Regions from separate parts of the Homo sapiens genome. Here region 2 is linked to region 1. Evidence: chromatin contacts called from ENCODE Hi-C or POLR2A ChIA-PET data. All regions are on one chromosome and are shown on one strand. Each heading gives the region's core, a stretch centred on a gene start or an enhancer-like site at or near the end of the contact. The rest is flanking DNA. Distances are from core to core; before and after follow the strand shown.

What was found. A loop is a pair of places that touch in the nucleus more often than their neighbours do. ChIA-PET counts read pairs that join two places held with the same protein, here RNA polymerase II (POLR2A). Pooled maps may share reads with other maps.
Region 2: a map of gastrocnemius medialis shows a loop between it and region 1 (3-fold over the local background). The contact joins the promoter of FAM131A here to the enhancer-like site in region 1. A Hi-C loop is called at or near these places in 1 of 168 maps with a recorded cell type or tissue (gastrocnemius medialis) and 1 of 50 pooled maps. POLR2A ChIA-PET finds 5 or more read pairs at or near these places in 1 of 52 experiments (OCI-LY7).

The regions. Positions count from the first base shown.
Region 1 is chr3:183,305,595-183,308,656 of GRCh38, reverse strand. The region is part of intron 10 of MCF2L2 (MCF.2 cell line derived transforming sequence-like 2); the gene reads left to right. Among named protein-coding and RNA genes, the nearest start is that of B3GNT5, 54 kb to the right of the region's middle. Within about 2 kb of position 1,501, at least 17 of the 41 ENCODE cell types and tissues checked have a DNase peak (open chromatin) inside an H3K27ac peak, as active enhancers do; they include gastrocnemius medialis, where a contact is called at or near this core.
Region 2 is chr3:184,336,084-184,339,145 of GRCh38, reverse strand. FAM131A (family with sequence similarity 131 member A) reads right to left here and starts at 1,546. Exons shown (of 6, transcript NM_144635.5): 1 at 1,428-1,546; 2 at 617-759. The coding sequence starts at 1,515. RefSeq lists an enhancer at 393-1,004 and silencers at 2,803-2,872, 2,796-2,996, 2,913-3,062.

The DNA.
Region 1 (3,062 bases), core at 252-2,751:
GACTCTAAGAGCTGTTGGTTGTAGATTCTGAGCTGCAGGTGCTTGTGCACATGCATGAACACACAAACCCAGCTGTGTATCCAGATCCCCATTCAGGAATCCCATCCCTTCACAGCGAGCGCTCTTTCTCTTACCAGTGACCATTTGACAGATAAACTAGTGCTAAAGACACATGAGTCATCAGGAACATTTATCAAACAATGGAAAAGTTGAATTTCATATATATGATGACTAGATACCTTAGATTCTCCAGGACAGCCCCAACCTTATATCATTTTAGTTTTTTCAAAATAATTTTTTACTGAATATAGATACTATATTTTTTTGCTTATTCATATATTAAGAAAAAGTGCCTCATCAAAAAAAATGCCTTCATATATATATGAAAGTAGCTACTGACCTATCCAGAGGGTTATTTATTCATCAAGAGGTATTCCTTATCCTAGGTTCCGTGGGTGCAGCGGTGAGCCAGACAGTCCAGAATCTGCCCTCATGGAGCTTACATTCTACTGGAGAGAGACAGTTCACTAAAAAGCAATCAAATAAATAATAACATCAGATAGTAACAAGTGATATAAAAAAGAAAACAAGATATAATAGAAAGTGACTGGGGATGCTACTTTAGCTAGAATGGTCTGGAAAGGCCTGAGAAGACGACCTTTGGTCTGAGATCTGTTTGATCTGTGTAATCATGCAAAGACTTAGGGAATAGTATCAAAGCAAGAGCGAGCTGCAGGTGCAAAGGTCCTAAAGTGGAAATGAGCTTGGTGAGTTCAAGGAACATTGCTAGAGCAGGTGGGCCAGGAGGAAATGAGTGAACAGAGATGAGCAGAGGCCAGGTAGTCCTGTTGCACCCTGAGATCTTTTGTGAGGATTTGAATTTTATTCTCAGTGGAACAGAAAGCCCTTGGAAGGCGCTCTGGGCTGTGTCTTGAATAGTGGCGATGGATCTGCATGACTGCATCACATTCTTTCTTCTGCCCACTTCCTTGAACTTGTGGTCCTTGGTATATACTTCAAAAGTTGCTGACCAGAGTTAGGGATGAAACCTGTGGTTATGGAACACAGGAATGCTCTGTGAACCCATGACCCACCTTTCGTGGGCAACATTCTTGAAGCAGCTAGACTAGCCCACTGTGGATGACCTGTGACTTGCAGGATTTGCAGACCTGTCACATCCTATGACTTGCAGATCTTATTTCTAAACTTGCTTCCTGAAGGATGTAGTACACCTGTGTCTCTGCCTTTGCGTAAATCAAACAAAGCTGTCTCATCGTAACTGAGATCGTTTTCAATATATCTTCCCTCAGACTTCTCAGACACATGGCTTCTTCAGATGATTAGGGCTTGGCTAATCTTTCCATTTGTCCTTTAAAGTGTTAAAGGAACAAGACTGTGTCTGGCCACAATCTGACAAATATCTGCCTGGAGTTTGTCCTTTACTCGGCACTAAGGGGCCAGCTCCCTCCCAGCACAGCCACACGCTGGCTCTGGGGTGTTGCCAGCTTCCTTATTCCACACAGTGACATCATTCTCACAAGTAACCTCAGTCAACTCACTAACCAGGCTCCTGTCGCATGCTGATTCAGCCTGTTCTTTATCTTGTTCTCGTTTGAGGGTTTAGCAGTCTTTTGAATGCTCCTTCCTGATTCTGAAAAACAGTAGTTTCAACCACTTACAGAAGGTCTTCTATAAAAGCAGAACTTGCTGCAGGGTTTTGACTGTGGGCCGTACTGAGACCCTTGCTGAGGGGCCAGCAGGGAACAGACCAGGACAGGGTGGAGGAACCACCTGATTTCAGCCTTGACCTCTCCCCATAAGGGTGCTGTGTCTAAGAAGGCATGGAACCCAGGCCATTAACATCTAAGGATGTCATCTTGTTGGAGGGTCATGGCTTTGTGTACATGTGTGAAATTTTCAAACACACAGAGAAGCAGATAGACTGGCACAATGAACTCCAAGTGTCCATCATTCAATTTCAACAACCATTAGCTTTCTGCCTTTCTTGTTTCATCTGGCCCACCTCCCCATACACACACTCCATCCCTGTGGATCCTCTGTGGGTTTGTTCTAGATTCCCGGATAGAGTAGCATCACTCGCTTTCTCGCCACTTTCTTCCCTAGTAGGCACTCTCATCTCTCATCTGTTATACCAGCAGAGTCCTCGGGGGGAAATAAACTTATTTCAATAAAGATTTCTGATTGCAACTTCTAAGCTGAAACTTGACGATCCAGCCTTCTGGAATTTTCAGCATCTGAAAGATCCCAGATGGGCTTGTGATCAGAAGATTTTAGCCATTTTTTCCCTCACTCTTTCTTTTTTACTTTGGAGATTTTGATGACTATTTATCCTGAGTGGGAGGTATATAAACTAAAAAAATAAGCTTCAATTTGGAGGTTTCACCATAAATTTCTTTGCAGGCACCAGGAGGATTTCATAGCACATGTGTAGAGGCCAGGTGGGCTGGAAGGTGACAAGAACACAGGCTTTGGAAGTCGGATAGGGATGGATTCAAATCTTGGCTCTAACAAGTACCAGCTGTATGACCCTAGTCACGTTTCGTAGCCTTTCTGAATATGGTCCCCCTCATCTGTAAAGCAGAGGTAATAATTCCTGCCTCACAGAGACCTTGTGAAGATTAAATGAGTTAGATGTGTGGTAGGGACTTCATGTGGTCAGCTTGCAATATGGTTGGTGGTCAGTAGTCAGTGGTCAGAAACTATTGTTGTCCTTTCAATTCTGTAATAGTGACCTTCCAGCCATGTGGTGGCTGAATCCGGGTTGCTCCTTAGTTGCCCTTTTTTTTGAGACGGAGTTTCACTCTTGCCGCCCAGGCTGGAGTGCAGTGGCACAATCTCAGCTCACTGCAACCTCCGCCTCCTGGGTTCAAGCGATTCTTCTGTCTCAGCCTCCCAAGTAGCTGGGACTACAGGTACCCTCCACCACACCCGGCTAATTTTTGTATTTTTAGTAGAGATGGGGTTTCACCATGTTGGTCAGGCTGGTCTCTAACTCCTGACCTTGTGATCCGCCGGCCTTGGCTTCCCAAAGTGCTGGGATT
Region 2 (3,062 bases), core at 297-2,796, 1.0 Mb before region 1:
TCCCTGACAAGCCCCAGCAAATGTTTCCCTCACTTAATGAAGTTGGAGGCACACATCCCTCCCCGGCATTGCCCAGCTCTCTTCTATCACGTTCCCGTCCCTCACAAGGGCAGCCAACACTGCCCCTTGACCTGAGGCCCACCCTCGATCCCTCCCCTTGGGTACCTGGCTGACAGGGCCCCCAGGGTGGCGCCAGTAGCCTCCAGCCAGGCCTAGGCGGGGGAGCACCTGCTGGGTGTTTCTTAGCTTGCTCTCCCTCCCTCGCTTCGCTCCCCTCAGCCGCCGCCATCCGTGCCCGGCGCTCCGCGCAGCTGCGGCCCAGGCCCAGAGAAAAGGTGTATGTCTCCCTGGCAACCCATCACCACGCAACAGGGTCTCCCGGGATACGGCCCGGGATGCGCTGACGTCAGCGCGGAAGGCGCGAGCTCTCCGCCTGCTGGCACAGCGCCGAGCAGAGCAGACCGGCACGGGGGCGGCCTCCCGGCCCGCCGCCGGATAGCGCCTCCGCCCGCCGGAAAAGGGAGCCAGAAGCTGGCTGGCCAGGCGTGGGTGGGGGCTGCAGATCCCCTTTATATGGATGACGTCCTCCTTCCCCCCACCACCAGGGGCCCAGCACCTCTGGCAAGTCCTGACTGTCCACCGAGGAAGGGCGGGAGGACCTGCTCCAGCCTCGGAGGGTTCGAGCAGATCCCAAAGAGGATAGAGAGAGACCCCGAGGAAGTTCGATCCACTCCACAGCCCAAGCGGGGTCCGAGGACACTGAGAGGAAGGGGAAAGGCTGTTGAGCTGTGCCCCTACTTCTGCAGAGATCCCCATTTTCATCCAGTATTGCCGTATCATTTCTCGGCCCCTCCCCCACCTTCCAGAAGACCAGCGCCCACTGAGTGCTCTCCTCAACTCTAAAAGCCCCCATCCCACACATCACTGACCCTCGGGCCCCTGGGGCCATTCTGTGGCAGCCCACTTGCCACCTTCCTGCTCTGGATAAATTTTGCCTCAAAACCCTAGGGTGAAACCAAACAATGATAAATTCTGACTCTCCTTCCCGTTTCCCAGCCTACCCATTCCTCTTGGAAAGCACACTGAGTTCTTCCGCCATCACTGTCCCCCCCACCACCGCCACCCTGGACCCTTTGCAGGAGGGTTGCCTTCCTTCTCTCTTCCTGCTGCCTTCTTTCCTCTCGCCAGCCTCAGCTGGTCCACAGCTCTTTACTCTTCTTTTCTGACGAACTCATGATATTTTTTCTGATTTTCACCCCTGTCCCCTGAAGCCGTTTCCTGATGCCCTGTCTGGCCCCAGCCTGGTTCTCCCTGTTTCAGCCTGGTTCTTAATATCTAAGCCAGAGTAATTTTCCTTTTCCACCTAAGCACCCTACTGCTCAGCTTCCCATCATCTCCCAGATCACATCCATGATCCCTGGTCTCACCTCTGCGACTTGTCTGACAAGTCCATCGTCCTCCAGGCCCTTCACGCTGCCACAGAAACATTTTGCCCAGCACAGAAATCATAGGCATGCTGGCTGTGTTGATGCAGAGAACCAAAAGCCCAGAACCGCTCCAGGCTCAGCTCCCAGTTCTATTCCTGTTTTGGCTCCGGATGCTGAGCCAGTCCCCTCCCCATTTGGAACCTGTGCCTAGTCACATAAGGAGAACATTCCTGCCTCATGGCTCTGAGGAGGTGGGAACACCAGGGCTCAGCCAAGCTCTCTGGGACTCGGGGAGCTGAGGCCCATTCCCTAGACAGTGCCAACAGGCAATGTACATCACAACTGACCTTTAGCTGGAGCAGCCGTCTCTATCCCTGAGCCTCGGCCAGCTGTTGGTCCCCAGAAATGCTACCAACCAGAAGGAAAACAGGAGGTTACAGGCCATCCCTGGCCCCCAACTGGTACCTAACCAGGGCTCTCGAGGCCAGTCCTGAGGTCAGCCAAACTCACCCCTGACAAGAGAAGGTGATGACTTCCTGAACTCCAAGCCTTGATAGGGCCAGAGAGATCAGAGCAGTCAGCTGCTCCTCAGCTTCAAAAGCCACGAGGTTAACTTAGGACTACAAATCCCAGAATTCCTCAAGGGAAGTACAAATCTCAGCCAGTCTTAGCTCCAAAGAACATCAAGTACCAACCACACCAAGGCCTGTGTGACTGACCACCTGCCCTGAAGGTCCAGGACCCATCCCAAACCCAGTCCTGCCTTGCCTTATGCGTGGAGAAATCCACCACACCGGAGTAAAGGAAGCTGGCCGACCTCTGATGCACAGGACTACGGCCAGGCCCGGTGTGCATGGCCACCCACGGAAACCGAGGCCCAGGCAGGGGTCAGCACTGTGGGAAGGAAGCCCTGATGGCCTGCCTCTGGGTTCCTCTTTCCCTCCACAGAGTAGAGTGATTTGTTTTTGCTGAGTGGGGGCAGGACATTAAAACAACTGTAATAGGTGAGAGGTGATTCAGTGTTCACAGGTGCCCCAAACGGGACCTCAGTCCCCCTTCGCCGACTGACTGAAGAGGGGAGTCAATGTCCGACAAAAATTCTGTGGTAGGGTGCTTAGCCAGGACCGAAAGGCTACCTCTTTAAGAAGATGGGGACACGGCTGGGAGAAGCAGGTTCCCAGCACAGGGCCACTCCCAGGACTGTGAAGGCAGAGGTGTAGGCGGAGGGGAGTGTGTGTGTGGGCGCGCAAGGCCAGTCGCCGAGGGCTGGAGTGGTGGGGGCATCGGGCTGCCCAGCCCCTCCCGGGGCTGTGCGTCTCCGGCCACCCTGAGCAGTGGGCACACGGCAGCCAGCGGCGAGACCATGCGTCTGCCCTGCAAAACCCCAAGGCAGGCAGGCCGTGGGAGCGAACCGGAGTCGGTCTGGCCCCTTCCCTGCTCATTCCCGCTCCCTCCTGTTGCCTGGCCCGCCTCCCGGTGCAGGCTCCTCCCTCTCCCGACACCGGCCCCCTCCTCAAGGCCCCCACCCACCCGCGGCCCGCGCACCGGCGGCCGCAGCCCGACTCCCCAACCCGTACCCGGCCTCCGCCTCTTACCCTGACCCGCCGGGCTCCGAGAGCCGATACAGCCCATGGC